Linked DNA regions of Mus musculus: all the other regions are linked to region 5. The links are chromatin loops, found by intact Hi-C in ENCODE. Cell type or tissue: heart. All regions are shown on one strand.

The links. Hi-C counts contacts between places; a loop is a spot of excess contacts. Peaks named below come from ENCODE experiments on the same cell type or tissue, not always from the same donor. Only the 100,000 strongest peaks of a DNase experiment are listed, where the experiment ranks them.
Region 1: it touches region 5 in a loop (3-fold over the local background); 4 of 42 quality-filtered maps call a loop at or near these places.
Region 2: it touches region 5 in a loop (7-fold over the local background); 6 of 42 quality-filtered maps call a loop at or near these places.
Region 3: it touches region 5 in a loop (9-fold over the local background); 11 of 42 quality-filtered maps call a loop at or near these places.
Region 4: a loop joins it to region 5, with 4 times the contacts of the local background. A loop is called at or near these places in 4 of 42 quality-filtered maps.

Annotation. Positions count from the first base shown.
Region 1 is chr9:29,583,974-29,588,973 of GRCm38, forward strand. It overlaps a transcript of Ntm not described here. Among named protein-coding and RNA genes, the nearest start is that of Gm15521, 46 kb to the right of the region's middle. In heart, a CTCF peak has its summit at 2,176 (motif pointing left); no DNase peak of the experiment used is centred here.
Region 2 is chr9:29,640,560-29,645,559 of GRCm38, forward strand. It overlaps a transcript of Ntm not described here. Among named protein-coding and RNA genes, the nearest start is that of Gm15521, 10 kb to the left of the region's middle. In heart, a CTCF peak has its summit at 2,903 (motif pointing left); no DNase peak of the experiment used is centred here; H3K27me3 peaks cover 468 bases.
Region 3 is chr9:29,406,192-29,411,191 of GRCm38, forward strand. All of the region lies in intron 1 of Ntm (neurotrimin), which reads right to left. Among named protein-coding and RNA genes, the nearest start is that of Ntm, 4.0 kb to the right of the region's middle. In heart, a CTCF peak has its summit at 1,961 (motif pointing right); no DNase peak of the experiment used is centred here; H3K4me3 peaks cover 767 bases; H3K27me3 peaks cover 1,160 bases.
Region 4 is chr9:28,258,499-28,263,498 of GRCm38, forward strand. All of the region lies in intron 1 of Opcml (opioid binding protein/cell adhesion molecule-like), which reads left to right. Among named protein-coding and RNA genes, the nearest start is that of Gm39313, 140 kb to the right of the region's middle. In heart, a CTCF peak has its summit at 3,069 (motif pointing right); no DNase peak of the experiment used is centred here.
Region 5 is chr9:29,199,544-29,204,543 of GRCm38, forward strand. The region is part of intron 1 of Ntm (neurotrimin); the gene reads right to left. Among named protein-coding and RNA genes, the nearest start is that of Gm15520, 170 kb to the left of the region's middle. In heart, a CTCF peak has its summit at 2,320 (motif pointing right); no DNase peak of the experiment used is centred here; H3K27ac peaks cover 469 bases.

The DNA.
Region 1 (5,000 bases), 380 kb after region 5:
CCAGTAGCCTGGCACTCACCGATGGGCAAAGGGTGTTGACCCAACGGCAGACAAACACTCAGCTTCTCCCCTGGGTTCCAGTGATGAGGAGAAGGTGTTAACTAGAGGCCACTGCTGCCACTGAAAAGCACAGGCTTTCCTGGATTCACAGTAGGGAAAACAGAAACTCAAGATTAAATGTGGAGGTAGCATCAAGATAAAGTAAGGTGACCTCCCTTCAACAGCAGGAGTATAGTGTCAGTAGTGGCTGGCAGGAGGCTCCTGGTCTCCGGTTCAAGCAAGTGGCTTGGTGGAGACATGAGGTAGAGAGAGGACAAGATTAAGGAAAACAGTGTATGGCAACAGAGGCATGCTGGGCAGGCATGATAGGGGATGAGCTTGTGATCTCAGTTGTATTTTTCCTGACAGTAAAAATGCACGAGCACATGGCAATAAGCATATGACTTAACACTGTGCCTTAAGTGACCCTGCCTGGACACTGAGGACAACTGAGGTACAGATCATGCATTGTCCAGCTTGAGTGAACCTGCTATGGAATGGAACACAGCTGGAAATACCTAGAGTCACAAAAGAAAGTGAAAGATGTCCTGAAATGAATGAAAGGCTAGGAGCGGTGGTGCATGCCTATGCGTCTATATCCCAGTGCTCTGGAGGCTGCGGGGGGAGGGCCACCTGGCTACTGCATGAGACTATATCTCAGAGAAGCAAAACCAAGAAGCAACGCCAAGGCTGACTTTTTAGAAGACACTTTGGTGGTAAAATGGAAACACATTGGCGACTATTGCTTTCCTTCTGTTGCATGGGGACTAGTGTTCACTGCTTTACTACCTGGACTCACTGAGCTTAAGAGCTCAGAGCTCTTAAGAGTAAGGGCTCTGTGGTTGCTGGTTGGCCATTTCACCTGCATTTCTTCACCAGACATGAATGGGAACACGACTCTACCAGAAATCCTCTAACCATCAGAGCTATGAAGACACTGAAAATTCACCCTCGGCACCATGGAGCTGCTGAGAAGTCTCATGACCCTAAGTGCCACAGTATCAATATAGGGGTCTAGATGGAGAGGGAGGAAACATTAAAGATGCCAGTCTAAGGTCTCAAATACTCAAATTAGTGCACAGAGAATAAATAATTTCTATCACTGTGAATTCTACAAATGCTAGACGTGAACACAATTACTCAGTCTTGCCCTTTCAGATGCTCACTCTTTGACAGGCACAGAACAACTTCCATCGTCCTCACAGCCACCCTGGTGAAGGAGGTGGGCATCAACCTCTTACTATCTCCTAGCAACCTGGGCTGAAACAATCTAGTTTGCCTAAGGCTTCATTCTTAGGTAGGTAGCTCCTGAGTTATGAACAGAGCTAAGTCTGAGCAGTCCTTGAGCCCAGGCCATTTTGACTATTTCAAGACTCTTGATGCTGGGCTATTCAGAGCAAATTCATCAGGAAGCACAGTTGTGTTGCCCTTTCTACTTTCTTCAATGGCCACTGCACTGTAATAGCTAACTCTTGATGGACTCTGGTGTCCAAAGCATGCTTGATAGCTATGTGCAGTGCTGTGTGTCAAAATCCTGACGACACACACTATTCTGTGGTTTCCCTTACTCCCTGCCCCATGTCCAAACAAAACAGAGATGCAGGCCAGAGAGAAACCCAAGAAAAGCTAAGCCAAGGACTCAGTGACTTTATGCTATTGCCACTCCCACATGGTGCTCTGATCCCCATACAAGCAGAGTCTCAAGTAAGTGAGAAGAAGGAAGGGAGGGAAGGAGGGAGGGAGGGAGGGAGGGAGGGAGGGAGGGAGGGAGGGAGGGAGAGAGAGAGGGAGAGAGAGAGAGAGAGAGAGAGAGAGAGAGAAAATGTTCCTCTGTCTGATTTGCTTTTCAGATGATTTTGCACTCAGCTGGAGACATTTTCAACCCAGAAAGTCATATGAGCGGTTGTGCAATGCTCTCAGGGCCTCGCTTGGCAGAGAAAGAGGTATCAGGGAGAGGGTAGCAGGTCACAGGAGGCACACTGTTTACAAAGCCACAAAAGGAGGATGAATAGATCTAGTTTGGTCCCCAAAGGCAAGGATGTAAATTTTCACAAATAACTCGGGAAGGTTTAGTTTGACCGATATTAATTCAAGAGAGCTCCTGATTTAGGTCTCTGCTTTGCTGCACTGCCCCCTGCTGCTCAGACTCCTCCATGGCTGCATTTGTTGGCTCTCGTACTGGTGAATGCCTAACAAGCTGGTGTCCTCATTTAGGTGTGTATATGGAGAATATCTAGGACATCAAATCCAGAACTTGACACCTGCAACAGTCTCTTTCCCTGATAGCTCTACTGAGAAGTCTCACGCCCTCGAATTACCTAGGATCGACTACAGTATCTTCACCACAGTAAACCCTTGACAGAGCTTGAATGACTATGAATTTGCTGTAACACAAATACCGAATGAATTCAGCTTGTAGCACCTTGCTCGTACATGTACATTATCATCGGAACTTCTTCAATCCGATCACTGGGATCTTCTAAGAAAGATGTATCAGGCAAAGTTAGCGTCGCCGTGTGAAGCGCCAAGTGCCAGAAGCTGCCTTGGCAGCCAGTATACTGGAGAGGCCCATCATTAATCACGATGACATGAGGTAATCTGTTGGCTGTGTCTTGTGAAGGCATGCCTGACATTACAGGATAACTAGGAGCTTGCCAGGTAGAGAAACATAGGGAAGGGGTTCTATGCAAAAGAGACAGGATGTCGATGGCAAGGATATGAGAAGTTGCAGGGGGCTTTCCAAAAAATTCCCATGGTACTTCTCAAAGTTGCACTGAGAGGCAGAACTGGTGATAAGCTGCTGTTTGGTAGGCCAGATGAAATAGAGCCCCCTATCTCCTGATTAAAATCCTTACTGTTGGAATAGATGGCTTGGTGGGTGAAATGAATTCCAGAGGTCAGATCCCCAGGGCCCACATCAAAGCTGAGCAGGCATGGTGGCCATCCTGTAATCCCAGCAGAGGAAGAGACAAGGAGTCCCTGGGGTAAGCTGGCTATCTATTCTAGCAGAAATTGGAGGTCCCTGGGCTCAGTATGAGACCCTGCTCCAATAAACATTAGTAGAGAAACAATTTAGAAAGACACCTGATGTCAACTTCAGCCTTCACATGAACACGCCCACATACTCACACAACTGTGCACGGAGGCACAAGGGTGTCTACCACAGATTCACATTCACACGCTCAGTGTCTCCTCACCCACAGACACTCAACAAAAGGCTTGTGATTATGCCACAGGCTGTGTAGTTTCATACACTTGTTCTATATTGGGAAGCGGCATGATTAGTTTGCCCTGGGAAGGATGCAGAGGGTGATTTGGGGTTAAAGAAGGAGACAGAGGTGGGGCCCCAGTTCAAAGTTCTGCATTTATTAGGGAATCAGGAAAATTTCGTGGTGATGTCAGTGGCCTGAGTAGCAAAGAGAAAATGACTGGGAGGAAGACTGGGGGTAGGGGTGAGGGTGGGGGTGCGGTGGGTCACAGAACACAGGCACATGTATCTGTACCAAAGACTGGAAGGCAGGATAGATTTCACAGGCAAAGCCCAGGAGGAGGGGTAGATCCACAGGGAAAGTGCAGCCAAGATACTGAGCGGAGAGCTCATTAGCTATTCTACCAGCATCTCAATGAGCCAGGCGTAAACTCACAGGAGAGACTGACTGCACGGGTAGTTGCCATAGTTGTTAGTTTATATATTGTACTAGGAAAAAAAATACATTTTCCATCTGTGCCTTAGTTTCCCTCTGGCATATTAATATAAAAAGTAAACTGTTCCTAGGGGACACGGTGCCTTCCGAGAAATGTTTATAAGATCCTTGTCTATCTGTTTAATGCTTTATCATAAAATAGGCATCTCTTTGAAACTCTCATCACGGCTCTACAGGTTAAATATTTTTATCTCAATTGGAGTTTCCCAGAGTGAGCGACAGGGCTAAGACACTGCAGCACATGAGAAAGTGGAGAATTGAGACCTCTGCTCTAGATGTCTGACTCTTTTCTGCTGTTTCACCAATTTGTTGTTATAACTTACGGATCTCATTGCTCTGGGGCTCCTCGTGTGGGGCTCCTGTGGTATAGGGAGCTTGGGAAGGATAAGCGTGTAGTTGAAAGTTTTGTAAGAATGTGAAGAATCCCAAAGGTTGAAGTCAGGAGAGAGAGAGAGAGAGAGAGAGAGAGAGAGAGAGAGAGAGAGAGGCAATGTCCCATCATTTATAAAGTGCTGGGCTCCTTGGAAGATAAAGGTTATTTAAATGCATAGGCTTATTAATGCCTGCGTACTTACAGTTCTCTCCATCTGAGCATAACCCAAAACTGCAAATTGTAAAGGAGGAGAGAGACTGTGCTTCATGCTCATCTTGATCTGGAAAATTATAGTATAAGGATGAAGTAAGGCAGGCTTAGGGCCTGGGTACATAATGAGCAAATGCATTGATGAGCATCCGTCAATTTTCTCTTTGCAGCTCCCTCCTTTGCTGTCAGTAAAACTTCCCCTACACCAATTTGGCTACATCATATCCTCCTGTACAGGTTGTACACATCGATGGAGTACTCCCCATGGGGCAATGGTTCCCTTTCCTGGAGTTGAAAAAGAGCAGCATGTATCCAAGTCCTGCCAGCATGCAAGAAATGTCCCCAACCAACTCTGTGAAAGATATCTGTCCCTGATGGTTGCCACAAAGAAATAAATTAAATCTTGCCTGCCCTGAAAGTCACCTTCTAAGGGAAGAGGTTTTGTTATTCTTGTTCTCTACCATAGCCACTTCCATGTCCTTCCAATTATTCATAGGGGTGGGCGGATATGAAGAGCCCCAAATAGGGCATACAATGTATCCCAAGAGATGGATGATATTGCCTGAGGGCACTGGGTGGAAACCCTGGCTCCCCTCACTTCCCATCAGCTGGAATGTTACTGGTAGCAGCAGAAGGGGGAAGAGAACACAGTTTAAGCAATGAGAATGTTTCCT
Region 2 (5,000 bases), 440 kb after region 5:
TTGCCTCACAAATTTAACTGTGGGTTTCTGGGATATCATGAGACATGATGGTCAAGAAGTAGACACCAAAACAGAGAGAAGTCTGGAATAAGTGGTACCCAGGGTTCACTCTCACTCACTACCCTCAGCAAAACCCTGCCTTCTAAATATTCTAGTTTTCATTTTCTGGAGACAAGGTCTCATTCTGTTGCTAAGCTGCTCTGGAGGTCACTGTGGGGCCAAGTCTATCTCACTCTTGTTCCACCCCTAAAGTTTCCAGGACTCCCCCAAAACTCTACTAGTTGATGGCCAAGATTTGAATACCTGTAACTTTTATGGAGTGCTTCTTATCCAAACTGTAACTAAAACTATGGGGAAAATATTACCTTGAAATATTCAAAGAGCAAGAATCAAACACATCCTACATCAAAAGACATTAAAAGAAAGTGGAGTCTTCCAACTCCAAACCTTGGGAACTGAACAATAGCATCATAAAAGTGGAAGAAGCTTAATAAACAGGCAAGCATTATCAAGGAAGAACAAGTTAGAGACAGAAGGTAGGTATGGGGAAGGAACCGAGAACCACTGACAGAAGAAATAACTTTTAAGAGAGAGAAAACCCAACACAAGCCCACTGGGTTCTTTCCAAAGGGAGTTGAGTAATCATATTCAATGAGATGAAGAATAAATAATGACTTTCAGAAATAAGCATGAAAATCTTAGTAACAGCCAATATGCAAAAACCATCTAGAGTGGCATTTGGATGCAGCCATAGTAACCCAGCATCAGCCACACACCCGTGGTGAGAGGCCTGAAGAAGCAATGTCTGCCTGGTTCTGGGCTGATTGGCTATATTTTCTAGCTTATTCTAAACTTTCAAAGCTGTTGATCTCTGTATCTATCATGTCTGCTGCCATCTTCCCTGAGAGCTTCTCTCCACAGTGAAATCTGAGGAATTAGCCAGGCCAGCATGGGGCCTGACAGCTTCACACACGTTCACCTGCCCTAGCTCAGCTCCTCTAAGAGCTGCCCCTCCCGGCCGTGCGCTCCACATCCTCAAGGCTATTCCACTAAGGTTTTCAGCTTCTTGTCTTCAGTGCCAGGGGCAAGGTGACATTCCTTGAGATTTATTATTATTGTTTTCCATAACCTGAGGAATGTCAGCCCTCTAAAAGCCTCTGTGCCGTGTTGATTTTCTAAGTTAACTCTGACTTAGCATAGATTTATTGGCCAAGTTGGTGATTTACCGTGTGTGTGCTCGTGTCAGCGTACCTGTTTGCCACACGAAGGTGAAGCAAGAGGAAAGAAAATACACTATTTACTTGGCTCTAACGTGTGCCACCATGGGAGCTAATTGCTATCATTGGTACCAATCCTTTCCATTCTCAAAGCTGTCAGGTAAGGAGAAGATATCATTTATCACACGGGAGAACAAGGCTCCAAGAAGCTGAGTGGAGGGCAAGGGTCAAATTGGCTGGGGTCTAATTCTATAGGAAAAAAGAGAAACCAATGTATACAGATGACTGAAAGCATCCACATTCATATGCCAAACAGAAGCACAATGTTACACTGGGATCCAAGCATGTGGAGTGAATGGAAGTCTGGTATTAATTTAGCATGCTTGCTTCCTTAGAGAGCAGCCTGGAACCCTGTTGGTACAGTGTTATCTTCCAGGCAATGATAATTTAGGAAGCTAGGAGACCTCCATTCAAAATAACTGAGTTTGCACCCTGTTTTCCCCAGTTGCTCCGGGCTTCCATTCCTCTCTCCTGAGTGGATGAAACTCCAGTGTGTCATTCTCATTTGCCTGAAGCGAGCAGGGGCCGGAGACATTGTCACAACAGTTCTTATAGCTCAAGCTATTTGTCTGTCCCTCTGAGGCCAATGGTTTCTTTTTGTCCCAAATAGTCACTGTCCCCAGGGAAGCTGCCATCGCCTTGGCTCTGGAATATCACAGACTTTATTGTATCAACAAGATTTTTCTGTTGGAAAAACTAGTCTCTTATCGGATCAATTTGAGGTTGATGTCTCTGGGACACAATTCAGCGTTTCTCATGAACTTCAACCCTCCTGTTGCACTGAGCACATATATCATGGCTCCCACTGACCTCAGGGCAGGAGTGGGGCAGTAAGGTCCTGGGAAGCAGCTTTGCAGCTGTGAGGAGGGAGGGAGCCAACCTGTCTGAAAGGGCTTCCTCATTTGCAATTGGGATAACAGTCAAACTTGTGAGGGCATCTGAAGGGTCAAGAGGTCCACACCCATGCAAACACCTCAGTTACCACCAGCGCTTTTGTGTTCTACATCTGACCTGGGGTTTGTGCTGGCCTCTGTGGTTCTATAAATAAGTACAAGCCTGGCTTCCCATACACACTCAATATTCCCAGATTTGCTGCCCGTGGGATGAACGCCCCACTTTAAAGTACAAGGGAGATGGAGACGGTTTGGTGAGCAATAGTCAAAAGATCTCTTGCTCATGCACCAATGCCAACTCAGTCATCATGTGGCAAGGCACCTAACTCCTGTGAACTGCATTTCCATGGTGCTGCCTACGGTGAGATGGTAGACTGGGCACACATGTGCACAAAAGGTTTCTTATAAAGCCATATTTCACAAAGTCTTACTGAGCTGTCTCTTCGATCTCCAGCACTTCCTCACAAGGCAACTACAATAACATAGCCACTAAACCACACATGAGTGGCCAGCCTAGATAAAACTTCTTATGGAAGCCCAGCACAGATCTTGCTATAGAGAGTTTTATTGGTGGCATGTGAGGGATACCACTAAAATCCTTGGACTAACTATGGCTGAGAACAGTTTTTAGGGGGCGTCAGATTAAGAGCCTGCATTTTTTTAAATCAGCCGTTCTGCCTTCCACTTGTCTGGTGGAACTGATCTCAGCTCTTCTCTTACTGCCCTCTGGTGGCGACCGCTTGCAATTTCATGACTGCGCCAGGCTGGCTCTAGTCTGGGTGTTCCCCCGCCCCCGCCCCCTTGCTCTCAGCACTAAGCAAGTTTATCGTCAGGTATAACCTTCCCCCTGGATTCATGAGCTCAGAGTATGTGACTTCATGTGGCCACAGTTTGAAAGTATATCAAAAATTATATCAACACGGAACATGTGTATTTCCCCACGTCGTTATTCTGTAAACAAAATAGCTTAAGTACATAACGATTATTTTGCGCTGCGTATTTTAAGTAAAACAGGGCTGATTTAGAGCAGTGTTTTTCAACCCTCCTGATGCTGTGACCCTTTACTACACTTCTACATGTTCTGTTGACTCCCAATCATGGAATTATTTTTGTTGCTACTCCATAACTGTAATTTTGATACGATTATGAATTGTAATGTAAATCTCTGATACACAAGACATCTGATATGCCACTCCTGGGAAAAGGTCATGAACCACTGATTTAAATTATATGCACGGATACTTATTCAGATATGAAACTTGAGCATCCGAGGACGTTGGTATCTGTAGGGAGCTGGGCCTGGGAGCTAATTGCCCGCAAACCAAGAAAAATAAAATTTGTCTTTCTCTTCCTCCCCTAAGGCTCTGGACCTCTCTATTGTCAACTGGCCTTGTTTCTCTATGCACGTCCCATCCAGCCCTGAGCTATCGTCTCAGCGGAGTTGATCCTATCATTCTTGCTTAAAACCCTTTAATGATTTTCACTGTCCTCCAGGGAATCTCTGGGTCCTTGGCACAAAATAAAATATGATCGTCTGTGAAGTCTCCTCTGACCACATCCTTCACTCTGAGCCCTGCCTGTGTCCTTGGGTGGATTGGCCAGGCTGCTTTCGATCCTGTAGCCTTCCTGAGGCCCCCCAGCTCTCCGGAGGTCTCTGGGCTCTGCAGTTCTCCTAGGCTTCCTCCCACTGTCTTGCTATGTGTATTCAATGAGTTCCCGGCTTCTCCCCACCGAAGGCTCTTTCCTCATAGAAGCGTACAACCCAGCTCACGTCATTTTTTTCATTGAGGACCTTGTGCGACAACTCCCTCTCCTAGTCCATTTTCAGCACAGGCCTAAGGCCCCGGCTTTCTACTCTGCAGCGGGCTTCCCCACCAGACCATGTGCTCCCTGACCCAGAAATCGCACTTCATTTGCGGTTTGCAAATCTCTCAGTTCTAAGACAAGGTGCTGTGCTAAAATAGAGAACCAACTCAATAAATGTTGTATGAGAATCCTAGGTAGCCAAGACCTTGAAAAATGGCAGCTGCTCCAAGGGGGAAAGGTAATCGCGATCGCTTTTATTTGCTCAATGATAACAGTGACTCCCGTGAGCGATCATAATAGATTTATTATAAGCAAGCCACCAGAAAGATATTTTTATTCTCTCTTTCGATGAGCCGGCTGCTGCATTATTCACTGAAATGCAATACTATCTCATTTAATCATTACACGAGTCCCAGGAGCTGAGATGAGGGCAGGCGGTGGATCTACTCTCAGTATGAGAAACCGGAAGTTGGGCGGTGACCAATGACCAAGCACCTGAGGATAATATGAATGCCAGAGAGTGAGCCCAGTGTCTACAGCTGCTCTCACAGCAACACAGGTCTGCTATCTTTCATTAATACTCTCCCACCTCTTCCTAAGAGAGGCGCGTCCCTGGAGACGAAGCCAAACACAGAAATGTGCTCTACCTGCAGAGCCGAGCTGTAAAAGCAATCATCCTAGCTTCTCCCGTCTTGCCTTCGGTCCCTAATCAGTTATGGGAGAAATGACAATTCAGAGAGGAGAGGAGACACCCAAGAGGGGCTGCAGCTCACTGGAGGGACCCAAAGGCTTTGTTCCCACAGCTGCGATGTCCAGCTGGCAACACGGGAGCGTAGACATGTAAGATTTGGGTGGGTGACACGGAGACAAAGGGAAAGCGGCACGTCGAGTGAATTAGTGAAGGTGAAATAAACGGTGTTCAGCAACAGATGGGGCTGGGGCTGGGTAATTTTCTTCTGTCACCTCCCCTCAGGTAATAGATAATCCTGCAGCTGCCAGGGCTCCGGGGAAGACAGGCGCACAG
Region 3 (5,000 bases), 210 kb after region 5:
ATCAGAACTGTCATGTAACACTGTGCGTTGGTCCAAAGAAAGCAGAGTTAGGTAAGAACTGAGAACATAGTGACTCAATAAACCAGTTGTATCAGAGGCACACCCAATAGATCTTCAGAATGGTTTATTATTCAGTGGGCAAAGCCACTTTCCTTTAGGCACATACAGCCTGGTGAGCCCAGAGGCAGAGATTGGAGGTCATGCTGGATGTATTTTTCTCACACTGGAGCAAGACTGATTGTCATCACCTTCACTACACGTAAAACCATGTGGCTGACCTTCACGGTCCCTGTAATTCTTCCACACTTCAAAATGTTGTGTGTCCTTCGATAACTATTTCTACAGAGTACTTCTGGTAAATGGAAGAGAGACTGAAAACTGGGTTGCCTCTCTGTACCCTTTTGGGTTCCAGTAAAACCCAATACATCCTCCCTTCTGTCCCATAGTTAGTTGAGTTTTCATGTTTCCCATGTTGGTTTCCAGCTCCTCAGTGGGCTCAGCATAATTCTAGAAACTTCCATGCAAGGGAGCATTTGCCCATGTTCCTTAGAGCCATGGTAGACAGGCTGGATGCCTGAGTTGTTCCTCAGGGGAGCACAGTCAGCATCTCTGAGAGGGGGCAAGGAAGGAAGCCCAGGCAGGCTTCCTTCGTGGCATTGCTATTCGGAAGGAGGGAACCCATAAGCAGGGATCAATAGTCCCACTATGAGACAACTGCTGCCAGGGGACTCTAAAAATAGATGCTGGGAAGGGGATGTTTTTCTGCCCTCCTCCTCATCTTAAGTAGGCTACTTTCTCTAAGGTACATCTGGCACAGCATCAGGAACATTTCCCCCAAAGATTGGAAGACTGGGTAGTAAAGTGGCCTGCCAGAGAGGAAGGCACAGATCTCAAATAAGGAACAAACTCCCAGCACAGCCCATCTGTGTGCAGCTCAGGGAGACCTCAGCTCAACAGATGGCATGTATTTGGAACCAGCACACAAGTAACTCCTCAGGAACTACCCTACATCACATGTGACCAGGGCAACTGTGATGGTAGACCGAGGACACCCCAGGTCAAGGGACACAAGGTAAAGAGAGACAGGGGAGTGGGGAGGGGAGTGATCTCAGACACACACTTCTTCAATCATTCGTACAGGTACTGTGTTGATCACTTGCTGTAGCAAAGACACTGGTGAATGCCAATATGCTAAATAAGCCAGAGGGTTTACCTAACCCCAAGAAACTCACTGTACTAGAGAAGAAGGTAACCAAACAAAAGAATGGAATGACTTCAGACAGAGATGAGTGCTCAGGAGAAAGCTGCCACTCTGGTAAGCCAATGTGAAAACACTAAGGCGCTGGGGGGGCGGGGGTTGACATTTGAATTGGGGCAAAATCAGAAATAACTGTGGATAGCATTATTCTTAGTAGTAAGGACAACCAAAGTAAAGCCCTTGGGCAAAGCCATATGCTAAACACTGGGATAAACACCCAAGGAAGACATAGTTCTGCCTTCCAGGACCCTCAGAGTATCTCAGGAACTATCAGAGACCCATAAAGAACCCAGTTTTCTACATCTGGAAGGGGAATCTCTAGATCTACCACAATCTTCTGTGGTACTTTATGGTGTTGCAATATAAAAACTCAGCCTTAATCTTGTACATTAAGTCAGACTTTCTATCTTTAACTCATCCACGAAAAAACATGATGGTTGAGCCACTACAACTCTAGACACAAGACAGGGAGCAGAGACAGTCTCTGGCTTGCTCCCATACCCAGGAAATAGTTCACTTTTGTAGTAGCTGTTTTATTAGTGGAAGGTTCCTCACTGGGCAGAGCCATTGAGTGGCATTCTGATGTTTCCTCAAGGTTTGTACTTGAGCTTGACTAGCCCAGTAGCCATCTTGGGTTCTGAGCTACTTAGTACCATCTCTACTTGTTCTCAGTCCTAACCACTGAGAGCCTCCCTCCACCAGGGGGCACTGTGCTCAGAGCCTCCCCTGTTGCCATCCTAGCCCCATGTATTAATCTGGATTATCTTGTTCACAGGCTGGCCCTGGTGAGTGCACCCAGGACTCCTTCCACACTTCATCTCTTGGCTTTGCACCTTTCCTGAGAGAACCACACAATAAATCTTTATTGTTTGATCACTGTTAACATACAAAAGAAAGTCAGAGAAATCCGGGAAGGCGTGAAGAGTGTTTTGTTTTGTTTTTAACTCATCTGTTTAGTGAGGGAGCTCATGACGTTAAAAGGTGTGATCTTTGCTCTCCCATAATACACTCAGGCCACTCAGAAAGACAGTTACACAACACTACAAAGAAGAAAATGATGGCAGACATTAATCCCCACTGGGGAAGTAGGAAGACACGGTGTTTATTGGGCCCTGATAAGTCTTGGGAAATCTCAATGTACATGGTCTAGTTCTGTTGCTTGCTACTGCTGGGAGTTCAGATAAATGATGCTCTTTGAGTCTCAACTCTCTCATCCATAAAATGGGAGATAATTAAATGAATTTCAGAGAGTAGGGAAGATTAACTGTAATAGTTCATAGTACTATAGAGGCTGGTCAATAAGTGATAATACTACTCAACTTACTAACATCATCATTAGTTAACCTCCTGCTAGACCCAGTTCAAAAATTCCTAGCTATTCCACCTTCATCAAATAATTTTTTTTTCCTGCGAGAGGAGAGGTTAGACTAGGGATCCATCAGGAATTCCGAACAAAGCAAGCACGTTAACAGTAAAGCCATCTCCTCATTTAACAGTAAAATTCTCCAAGAGAGGCTAATTCTTCATGCCAATGCCTCCGTTTTCTCATCTGTAAAATGTGATAATAGTAGCAACTTCATAATGATTATTATTAGAATTCACTTATAATGTTAGGAGGTTGAATGACAGATAGGATATTATATAAAGCACTTTAGTATTCCCTAATACAAGGCGACTTCTCAACAACACTGGGATATTTAGTTTAAAATTCTGTGTCATGTGATCTCACCAAGATGGAAAGTTTAGAAAGGCCTGCAACTCTGTACAGATTGCCAGTGCGGTTGTTTCCTAGTATCTCCAGAAAGATCACTAGAGATAATTAGATAAACTTTTAAAGTTTCTACAAAGTAGAATTTGTTGCTGAGACATTTATTCTCTTTAAGGACTACAAAAGACCTCCAGGATAATACTGATGAGAACAAAGCCAAATAAAAAGTAACCAGCGCAGAAAGCCCTCTGCTGGTCATGAGGGGAACTGCAGTCTTGCTGCAGGGTGGCCTTCCATGTGAGCAGAGGACTTCAGCCCCTATTTCTTGATCAGAAAGAAGACCCTGGATCATCTCATCCCTCAGTTTTAGGGTTCCATCCACTGAGACGTCCACCCTCCTGAAAGTCGCAAAGATATTCGGTCTTTTGGCCTGACACAGCATAGCTTAGATGGTGACCATCCTGATGTATATATAGGGAAGCAGCCTCACCCATATCCTCATAGTGTTGTTTGTGTTCAAACAAGACCACTGTGTGAACTGTCTGCGAAACTGTAAACAAACGCTGGTGTCTGAAAGAGACTACGGCAAGAGCAAAGCAGTCAATACATAATAATGCCCTGTTAGAAACAAGTCCAGGGCCCTGGCACCTGCTGGATACAGTCACTCTCAAAAGGCCATATCCTCCTGAACTATGGGACTACTGCTGTCCTGGGGTGACATTTTGGTCACTCCAATCCCCTTGCTTCCCTTAGAATGTGAGAGTCACTGTGGAGGTCTATTGATAGCTTCAGATCTCTAGGTCACTGACCAACTTCTTTTCTCTTTTGTCACTGTTCTGTGTGTGGATAGGTGTCTATGTGTATCTAAAACAATCCACCATAGATAGTGTCTCTATTTTGTCCCTGGAGGTCTGCTCCCTGTAGCCAAGGATTAGGGTCAGAGGGGGCATCTACAGAACACTAAATTTTCTTGACTATATTGTTTAGAGGTTTGTCTTTGTTTTGAAGAAGTCTGGAACCGATGCATATTTAAAACCAGATAGTTCATCTTAATCTAAAGTAGTCCCTACAAAGTTCATTCATGTGACAATAAGTAACCAGGAGTTCCTTGGAGTCATAAGAGTTAGGTCCTCAAAGACAAAGGATTTGGGGATGTTTGCAGCCCCTTGTGTGGTTTCTTTAAATCACGTGTATTTTTTGAAAATGTCCTCACAACTCAACTCTGTAATATCAGCACTCACTCCCCAAGATCGTCTGTCCTGTGGGTACCCTGTGCACAGTCCACAGGTACTCCAAGCTCATCACTGATGGAACCAGGACATTTGGCACCAAGGCCAAGGTTCATTTCCCAAGAATCTCCACGTTAGAGGATGAAAATAGTTTCCTGTTGCCTGCAGTCAGTACCATTGGCCAGTTTTTAAAACTTTATTAAAAAGGACACACTAAGTCAAGGAGAGGTACGGAGAGTTGCTTGCTCCCTTAAAAATTCCAGAGATGAGAATTTCCCATTACAATCATCCGGCGTGTAGCCCTCCTGTGAGTGGTGTGGTTTTATCAACTGGAAATGGAGTCAGTGCTTCAGTAGCAATATCGCGAGGGAGACAGTCTTGCCCCACTTAGCACAAAATGTAGCTAAGATTCTTCTCCTCCTCCTCCCCAGAGCTTGCAACCCTCAACCCCAGAACCGACCCAACACAACACTAAAGCTTAGGGTTTGCTGAGTGCCAAGTTTTGTACATGCTGCTTTGGTGAGCATGCATAACAATCAGAGCACGGTCCACTCGTGTAGAAGGCATTCTCCACAGACAAATCACAGTCCATGGTACCAGTGTCCAAAAGCCACATTCAGACAGGAAATCACATCTGCCTCTGCCCACCGTATCATGGAACAGACAACCCAGGAAAAAAACGTTAGTAAAATCCAGGCTCAGGAAAAGAGGTTTTTTTTTTTTGCAGAGTCCAGACCCTGTGGCAACTCTCAATGGCACGGGTAGTGCGAGGGCATCCACACCAAGCCAGATCCCTGCTTTGGGA
Region 4 (5,000 bases), 940 kb before region 5:
TCTTGTTCTGAAGAGACAAGGAACCAGGACACTACAATGGATTAATAAGACAGCAGGGGAGGCTTCAAGGCATAAGTCCTTGTACCTGGCCCCTGGGCCAAGCTGTACTTTGGGCATAGAAAGGTGAATTCACAACAGCTAGGAATCACTTTACTGTTTTTGTATCTTAGTGGGTGACCTGGTGAAATGTGGAATCAGATTAGCACATAATTATGCCTCTCTCCTACCTACAGGCTTGTTCCCCTGGGAAAGAAGTTGAAATTCCGCCATCCTTTTGTTCCTTGATAATTCCAGGCTTGCTTATGAAAGAGTCAGGAGGCTATACTGGATACATTCAAAGCCTCTTTCAGATCCCTGGCTTTAAATGGGCAAAGAATATTTGCACTATCTGGGCACTGGCTATGGGTTAAAGTCCCCGTTTCTGAACAGGTTATGAAATTGATTTACTTGCCACAGGGAACAGCCAAGGATATGATGGAGGATTGAGCCCATCAGGGATCCTGTTTCTGTCCTCATTCACCATGGCCAGGATCTCAGACTGTCCTACAGTGGCCATGGGAGACAGGGCTCTGAGACAGCTGAGGTGTCATAGCCTTTGTGTCCCTTGTGTTTCTTCTGCCCAAAGAGAAAGGGCTTCCCTTCAAGCAGCACGTGCTCTGTTTGGAGAGAGGGAATATAGTCAGAGAAAAAAAGAAAAGGCTGAGCGAGGCAAGCAGACTTCCAAGAGGCAAGTGAACAATTGCTGCAGGAGGGCCTGGAGATGCTTTGTCTGTGATGGGGAGAGATGAGGCTGGGTGGGAATGGAGAAGTACCCTTCATGTGCTCCTGGAGCTGTGCTCAATAGGGCTGACAAGACCCAAGTAAACCCCTACAAACCCACCACACCCTATCCAGTGATCTGCTTGAAGCATTCTGTGCTTGCAGAAGGACACTTAGGGGGAGCAGGTGGACCAGGACCACAGAAACCTGTTTGGGGAGACTGCAGGCAGGTGTGAGTCGGTCATAGAGCACCCAGCCTCATGTGGAGGTTATCACTTGTAAATAAGAGAGACGGGTTCTACTTTGGTACCAGGGGAAAGATATAGAAGTTGAGCTCATCCCAGATGCCTGGAGATTTCTGAGTACTCACAGGATTCTACCGGTAGGTAGAAAATTCTAATCCCTGAAACTGTGTTTTATACATAGAATTATTAGACACAATGCATAAATTAGCTCCTGGCTGTATGTCCAAGGCATATAGAAAACATAAATAAATGTTGTGCATAGACTTGGGTTCTGTCCTGAGAATGCCTCTTATGTATATGCAAATATTCCGGATTAATCTTTCAAAACCCTGAAATCCAAGCACCATGGAGGAGTGACCCTCAGCTTGCCATGCTCCATCTGCCCAGGAGAGGGAACATGTGTGCAGCCACTGTGTACAGCCCTTGGCTTGAGCTCTCGCTCTCGGCCACCCTCAACTGGGGACAGTGCCCTGTAGATGACCCACCTTGCAAGGATCGGTGGGATTCAGATCTCCCAGGGACACAAGCAAGGGTTCATTTATGGTGACGGCAGCAATGTGCTTCCTCCCCAAGCTCTGGTCCCTTCCCACTGGCTTGGCCTGGTGGGCTCCTGAATGGAATTTAGATGCACCAGTGCTAGATTTGCTCAATACCATGGGACCCAATCCAGACCTGCCCCAGACTCTTCAAGGGTCAGATTTTGAAACTATGCAGTCTGGGGCTGGTGAGATGGCTCAGTGGGTAAGAGCACCCGACTGCTCTTCCGAAGGTCCAGAGTTCAAATCCCAGCAACCACATGGTGGCTCACAACCATCTGTAACGAGATCTGACGCCCTCTTCTGGTGTGTCTGAAGACAGCTACAGTGTACTTACATGTAATAAATAAATCTTAAAAAAAAAAAAAAAAAAAAAAAGAAACTATGCAGTCCTACCCTCCCATAGCTAACTCCTGCCTGCTCAGCTCCAGCAAGATGGTGGGGTCACCGGCTCTCAAGTAGCAGACTTAAGTATTTTTCTCTGCTCTTTCTCTCCAGGTGATGCCACAGGGTCCTCTCAGTGGCCCTTATGCAGGAATGTTTCATCATCAATGCAGTCTCCCCTAACCCTGGACAAATACCCACCTCTATTCTTTCATTTCGTTTTGTTTTGTTTTGTTTTGTTTTGTTTTGTTTTGTTTTGTTTTGTTTTGTTTTTGAGACAGGGTTTCTCTGTGTAGCCCTGGAACTCACTTTGTAGACCAGGCTGGCCTTGAACTCAGAAATCTGACTGCCTCTGCCTCCCAACTGCTGGGATTAAAGGTGTGCGCCACCACCGCCCGGTCCCACCTCTATTCTTTACTTACATGGTCCTTGTTACAACAGTTAAGTAGTTTTGTCTTCTACTTAGGCTTCTTGGTAACTGCTTTATCCTTGTGGCCATAATATTAAGTCCACAGCCGGAATCTGGGTCTATTTTGTTCAAAGTCTCATTGTCAGTACATAGTAGCCTTCTAAGAAATGAATGAACCTCTAAGAGTGAATGAATGAAGCCCGGCTTACACACTCTACTGAGTCCACACCAAGCAATGCACCTGCAGAGGCTGCAGAGAAAAACTCTAGCTTGCCCTTCTAGGCATCTCCCTCAAATCACTTTTCCCAAGTGCCTCAATGTCCCGTTCATCTTTTTTCCATAAGAAGCAGTTATGGGGAGAGTTCAGGAAAGGGTCTCGGGTACTATGCCCATGGCATGGCATACAGGCTCTCTCCCTCCCAGGGGCAGTTTAGGATGTAGAGAGGCTATTTCAGGGTCATGGCCTCTCAGTAACAGGTCTCTGAAACACAGCATGTGGTAAGATCTAGCCCAGAGTGACTTCACATCAGTGGCTGACTTCTTGTTCTTTCGCCACAGGACAGCTCTTGGCATAGCTTGAAGGAACAGAGGGCGACTGCCTTCTAGGAAGGAGGGGCCCACCAACACTGTGCTCTGAGTTGTTTTGCTAATAGACTGTGACATTCCATGATCACTGTGAAAGAACTCACTTGCAACAGGAAGCTGAGAGGGAAGGGTGAGTTACAGTACCAAATCATAACCACCAGATGGCGCCAAATCTCCAGAAATGAGCTAAGAGATGGAGCAGGCAGTGCATCTTTTTCTGCAGTTTAGAGGCCGCCCATCCCTGACTGCTTTTCTGCCCTTTCAACTACACAGCCCTGCAGAGTGAGCCAGTGCCGTGTCCCCACTCTCCACCTATCTTCCCTCTACTCTTTAATGAAACCAGGACTCTTTGCTTCTTTGTGTTTTGTTCCCCACAGCAAGCCCCAAATGAGGTGCCTTTATCTTTCAGCCCTTGCCCTGACTGACACGTTCAAGCCAGCAAACCTGTTTACAGCTTGTCTGATAAAAAACATCTAGGAAATTCTTCTCAATGCAGGAACTGCCTTGAAGATATGTCCTATATTAATAGATAGAAAACACTGGGCCAGTGGTGGTAGTGGTGGTTTCAGGGGTGGTAGTGGTGGTGGTGCTGGAGGAGGAGAAAGAGGAGGAAGAGGAGGAGGAAGAGGAGGAGGAGGAGGAAGAGGAGGAGGAGGAGGGAGGAGGGAGGAGGGAGGAGGGAAGTGTTGCTTGAGAAAGAGACTGAAGAAAAGCTCACATCAGAAAAGTAAGAGCCACAGACACCACGAGTGCCTGACAACATGTGTTTTCCTACAGAGGTGCCCCACAGGGCAGACAACATCAACACTGTGAGAATCCTGCAGGCCCCATGAGACACAGCTTTACAAGGCCTTTTGTACATGTTCTGTGGCCTTTCTCCTTTTGGACACAATGTGAATTTGTCCAGCATTCTTGGTTTGAGGAAGGGAGAATAGAGGCCTGGAGAAGAAAGGCCTAAGAGCACAAACTGCTTTTTGATCTCTTGCTTTCTTTGCATGACACAAGTTATCCATCACATACTAGAACCCTTGCCACTGTGATTAATGCTTATAGACTAATTTACAATTCTTCCTTTCATTTTTGAGATTATAATATAATAACATCACTCCCCTCTTTCATTTCCACCTCCTAAATGCTGCCATAACTCCTGTTTGTTCTTTGAAATCTGTAGCTTCCTTTTTCATTAATTGTTGTTACATGTATGTGTGTGTGTGTGTGTGTGTGTGTGTGTGTGTGTGTGTGTACTATTTCTCCCACTCTCAGCATGCTTTAGCTGCCCAAGTTCTCTATGTAGGGTTGAGTCCTTTTGCCCTCCCCCAACCCCGTCTCTGTCTCCTTTGGCATGTCTGTTGTTGTCCTTGTTCAGCCTGTATTTAGGCAGTCACATTGGTGACACTTTATGAGCATAGGAGACATTCATAAGAGACATAATCTTACAGCAAACTCCCTGTAACTGTGCCTCTTCTTTCACAATGACCCCTGAGCTTTAGTTGTGTTTAGATTTATTCACTGGGCTCCACAACTCTGCATTTTGATTGGTAGTGCTTTTCTGTAATGGTCTCTGTCTGTTGCTAAAAGAGTTTCTTTGATGCAGGGCAAGGACTGAGCACGTGGACAGATAATTTAGATTCTGATGAAGATAGCTGCTGGTTTAGTGAAGTGGTTGTTCTAGGTTCTCCATCTGTGACTTGGGAGAGCATCCAGGAGAGGTGGCTATGCCTTCTGGGATGCTGTTAGCTCTATCCTAGGTCTTAGTTACATGGAGACTATGTGCGAGGTCAGGAGACCTCATCTGTGGAGAAGCATGGAATAGAGATGTAGTAACTACAGAGGTTGTGGCACTTTGGGCCCAGGATTTTATCCAAACCCTTTACTTGATCCTGGAAACAAATGCCAGAAGCAAGAAGAAATCTAAACCCCTGTTTTACGAGAGGCTATCATTTGTAAATTTAATTGTGCTGTGCTTCTTCTCATACCTAATCAGTCAGGGTCTAAGAGAGAAGACGCACATAATGGCATTGATATTGACTTGACCTATATCCAAAGAGCCAGGACCCGTGAGACTTAGGTGAACAAGGGCCA
Region 5 (5,000 bases):
AGGGAATAGGCTTGTGAAGATGCTGACCCAAGCAGGTATCCTTATCACTGAGACTGTGTGCTTTGCACTTCTGCAGTCTAGATTCATTTTTCTTGTCCTAACACAGGCACATACAGGAGTTCCAATTTTAAATGGCTGTTGGATGGAGCCAGTGGTGTGGTGTGTATGCCTGAAGAAAAATGATAATATTAGCAACCAAATTCTAACTTCCATTTCCTAACAAGTCTTGCCACAGCCTGGAAGCACAGCAGATAGTGAGCCTAGGATTAATAGCATGTTAATTGATTAATTAACATTTGCTGGCTTTCTGACTAGAGTGGGGAGTGCCATGCCTCATTCTGTATTTATAAGTTCTGTCTGATCATAATCATCTATTTCATCTGAAAATGATAATTACAACCTAAAGGCTAAGGTGTTAGGTCTGTTCTGATACAAGAACTCATGTGGGAACAACCAGGATGGACTAGCTCGAAGGACCTCATGACTGGCCTTTTGTCACCTGATCCAGAATAAAACAGGTATTGTAGATCAATGCGTAAGTAAGGCATTGAAAACTGTCCGTTAAGTTGGTTAGAAAGTTGTCCTAGGGACTCAACAGTAACAACACCTACATAAGCAGAGGCACTCTACTGAACTTCTCCTTCATGTACCGTGGTAAGGCTGCTTACTTCTCATGCAGCTACCTCTAAGCACTTTGTCAGGAATATATGGGCAAATATGGCCTTCATGCCCATGGCAGCTCTCTTTTTAAACTAAACCTTGCGAAAAACATTTTGTGAAAGACATCTCCATCTGATGACCTTCTGGGTTCAATAACATCAGTTGTCCCCAAGGAGAAGTTCCCATAGTGTCCTCAGTGATTTCTCTCCTTACCAGATGTGAATTCCTACATGATTTCCTACCAAGTATCAGTGGTTACTTAACTCTAAGCCCATAATTATGAACACTAGAAGAGCCTTGGTGACCCCTCTCCTGACTGAAGGAAGTGTTCATTTATATAGCCTGGAGACAGGTTACAGTATGCTAAGTACTGATCCTACAGAAGCCACATCTGATTGATACTCTCAGAAGTACGTGTTCAGTTTCTCAAACCTTACTGATAGAGTAGGCAGGGCTAGCAACAGCTGAGTGGTAACATTACATATGCACATTCAAAAGACATTTATTATCTGAAAGACACTGTTTAGAAATTGTGTTTCTACTTAATTTGTGATAAATGATTAGTAAACTTGTTTGTCAATGTAATAAAAAAAAAAAAAAACACTGAGACTCATAGAGCATTCTCAATGAGATGCACATAGCTTGTTATCTAAGAAGAGTAAGAAGCAGCCACTCTCACAGGAGGAAGAGGTGATTGCTTGCCTGAACTCTTCCTCCCCACGTCCTCCCCAGGCAGCCCTCTGCCCTGTACAATCTATCCTAGACAGACTTTCTTCTGCCAAAGCAAACTGATTACCCTAAGGTGGAGGATGGATGGCCAACTAAAGAGATATCTTTTGTCCAAACGTGCCTGGAAAGATTATAAACCATGACGAGGTCCACTCCTCTACCTGGACAGAGAAGGCTAGATCTAGGTTAGATCTAAGAGGAGAGCTAGCCTCTGGAACATAAGGATTATAAACTCAGACATCGCTCAGCCTTCTGGCATGACATTCTTTCTCCTATTAATAGCAACTTTGTCCCATTCTGCTTATCCAAGAAAATGGAATGAATGAGACTTGGCTGCAAGTATGAGAGAGAATAAAATCCAGGAGAGCAATAAATTGGAGTACAGAGTGGCAGACACCATAATCCGCTGGAATGCCTCTCTGGCTCAAGGAAAAGTACCTCTTTGGGGAACCAGCAAAGGAAATCAATGCCCATAAAAGCATCCAGAGCACAGGCAACAGCAGAAAAAATAGACACTGTTGACCAGGACATGCGGCAGATTGCAGGTTGTAAAACAAAATAGAAAGTCATTAAAAAGGCGGGCAAAGGGCATGCTTGCACGATGCAGATGTCACTGGGGACCTGCGTTAGGGGGGCTCGGGACTTCTCATTAGCTGGGAGGTCAGTATTGTCTGTATGACTCTGGGGTCCCACATGGTTGATCCCTGCTCAGCGGCATGGAGGTGAGAAGTGGTTACACGGGCAATAGGTCCACTTGGTAGCACGTTCTAACCAGCTTATCGGGTTATTAACACATCACAAGCATATTGAGCTGTATTCATTTAGGGTTCGGGTTGCTTTAACCAAAGACTGTTCTGGGAAGCCTGCCAGGATATGTATTTCTGGAAGGAGTTCCCTTTCTACCTCATACAGCACCTTTTGATCCACCAGAGGGCAGAGTCAACCCATGAGACCCAGGCTTAGGAGCTTTGTGGGGTTGTGTGCAGTCGGGAGGATATCTGCAGGAGGGGACCATAAAAGCAAAGCCATCAACAAATTCTCCTTATACAGGAAGTAGGGAAACACTTCCCACAACTTCCGGAACAAGACAACTAGCCAACAATAGGACCTGAAAAGGAGCAGGGTTAAAATGTCACTGGTATGTTGTGCCTCAGTTTCCCAACATGTCAAAGAAAAGGTGCTTGAATCTTCTTGGTGTATTTATAAATCAGACTGCCTTTTACAGATCATCAAGAGCATCTCTCATAACACAAGAGGAACGGCTGGAGGAGCCAGGCTTTAAGCTCATAGCCAACAAAGTAGAAGGCCTGCTTGGAAGGCCTTTCCCAGGCTTCCCACTTCTGTCTCCCACTGGCCCTCTGCAGGCCTCTACCCCAGGCGTCCCCATTCTAGCCCTTCCTTGCTTTTCATTGTCTTGGCCACCTGCTCCAGTTCCCCTTGTCTTGGGAGAAATAAAAGTAAGCCCCAAAATAACTCCTGGGGGAGAATGACAGCAGCTGCCTGCTGCCATCCCAGAAGATAACTCCAGAGTTCTGGCAAGGTGCCAGCAGTGGTGTGAGCTTTGATTTCCAGAGCTATTGCCTATGTTCCACAATAGCTCAGCCTTCGTTTATCAGAGAGAAGAGGATGATGGAGGAGCAACAAAAAAAAAAAAAAATACCTTCCCAAACCATAATAATAACAGGCACCAGCATCTGTCATCACCCCCAGCAGGATTCCATGGTATGTACCACATGCCAATCACATGGCTTCATCAAGAACTGACTCCACAGCTGGACTGGAAAAAAAAAATCACATTACCCTCCCTGATACTGTCCAATGTTCTTAAACCAACCCTGTGGGAAAGCAAACCCATCAGGCTCTTTTGGACTAGAAAAGAATGGATACAGAATCATCTGTTGGTTAGTTTTGTTTTATTTTTCCATCACAAGCGTTCTCTGACATAACCAAGTAGCCAGACACCAGCTCATTCTCGGTCTCTGTTCCCCTACATTACACAAGAGTGTGTGCTTGGACTCAAGGAACTCACAGACAAACGATGATGCCTTCTACCAACAGCTGGTACACTCCAGCCCTGTCAGAACCGAAGACAATCTTCCTCTTCTCCTGTTCCTTCTACTCTTCCTCCTCCCCTATCTCTTACACACACACACACACACACACACACACACACACACACACACACACACACACTCACTATACTCTTTCCTATCCCTATACACCTCAATAGTAAATTATGTGGGCATAATTTAGTCCAGGTTTCTTGGGCATCATAGAACACATGCACAAATCTATTCACTAAAATCATCTCACAGAATGTTGTAGGGGTATATATGCTTAATGTGCATCAACCAGCACGCCAGTGAAATAAAAGATGAAGAGGACAGATAAGATGTCATAGGAAGATGGTGCTTTCTGGTTTGCAATGTACATCAGCCACAGTTATGGACCTTTTTTAAGTGCCTGTGCTTTACTAATCTCTTTCCACTAATATTTAAAAGAAGTTTCACAGCTTTTACTGATGAATAGAATGGAGTGACGTCATCTGAGTGGCTGGGAAGATTTAGGAAGAATTGGGGTAATATAGAGCTGTAACAACAAACCGGGACACATCATAAGATGTTCTCACAGAGAGCCTTTGAAATACCCCTAGGAACATAGCATGGAGGTATGGATGATGTCCCAGACAGCAGCCCTGAGCCTAGATCTAGGAGATAGAGAGAATCACTCTCCACTGGGGAAAGGCTAAAAAGCCACAAATGTTCTCACAGGACCACTGGTGGGTTACACCTGCCAGAGCTGTGAGCCCACTGGAAGGAGCAGCCACTGAGAAGCCCAGATTGAAACTTAAGGCCAGAGGGTCATTAACTGAAAGAAATGAGGAAGGCAAAATAACAGTATGTCACTGTCATCAGCATGAACCAGGCACCACGCTAACCCCTTCACACAAGATGTTTTACTTGCTGTGTGGCAGTTATCAAAAATATCTCTATGTTGTATGTGAACAAACAGAAGCCTAATAAATTGCCTAAGGTCACATAGTCACTAAATTTCAGAGTTGGGCTTCTACTTTAGCAATGTCTTTCTGAAGATCCATCCTCCATAGCAGGGTGTTCTGTACGTCTGTACCTGCTGATCTGTCGGTCTTGGGAGCTGGGCCAGTGGGGAACCAGAAAAAGAAATGCACTTAAAGGAGGTTTTTCTTTTTTTCTTTTCTTTCCTTTCCTTTCCTTTCCTTTCCTTTCCTTTCCTTTCCTTTCCTTTCCTTTCCTTTCATATTTTATTCCATTTTATTTCATTTTAATTGAGGACTTTAACTCATCGTCATGAGCTGAGATGTGACTGCATTAGAGGTTCTCAGTTGTGTCTCATAGGTTGTTCTTGATTGTTCACCCAATTTGTCAATTCCTTCATGTCAGGATGGTTTTTGCTGTGACTCAGATGAAGTTCATGGCAGCTGGGTTCAGGGCACATCCTCAACCCACTTGTTGATTGGCTTATCTCATGTACATGGGACATGTCTGGTTGGAGGGATTAGAGGCCAAAGAGCCTCCTACTTCTTCCCAAGAAAGAATGGCTACAAGTCACATGCACATCAGGTCCTCTGCTTA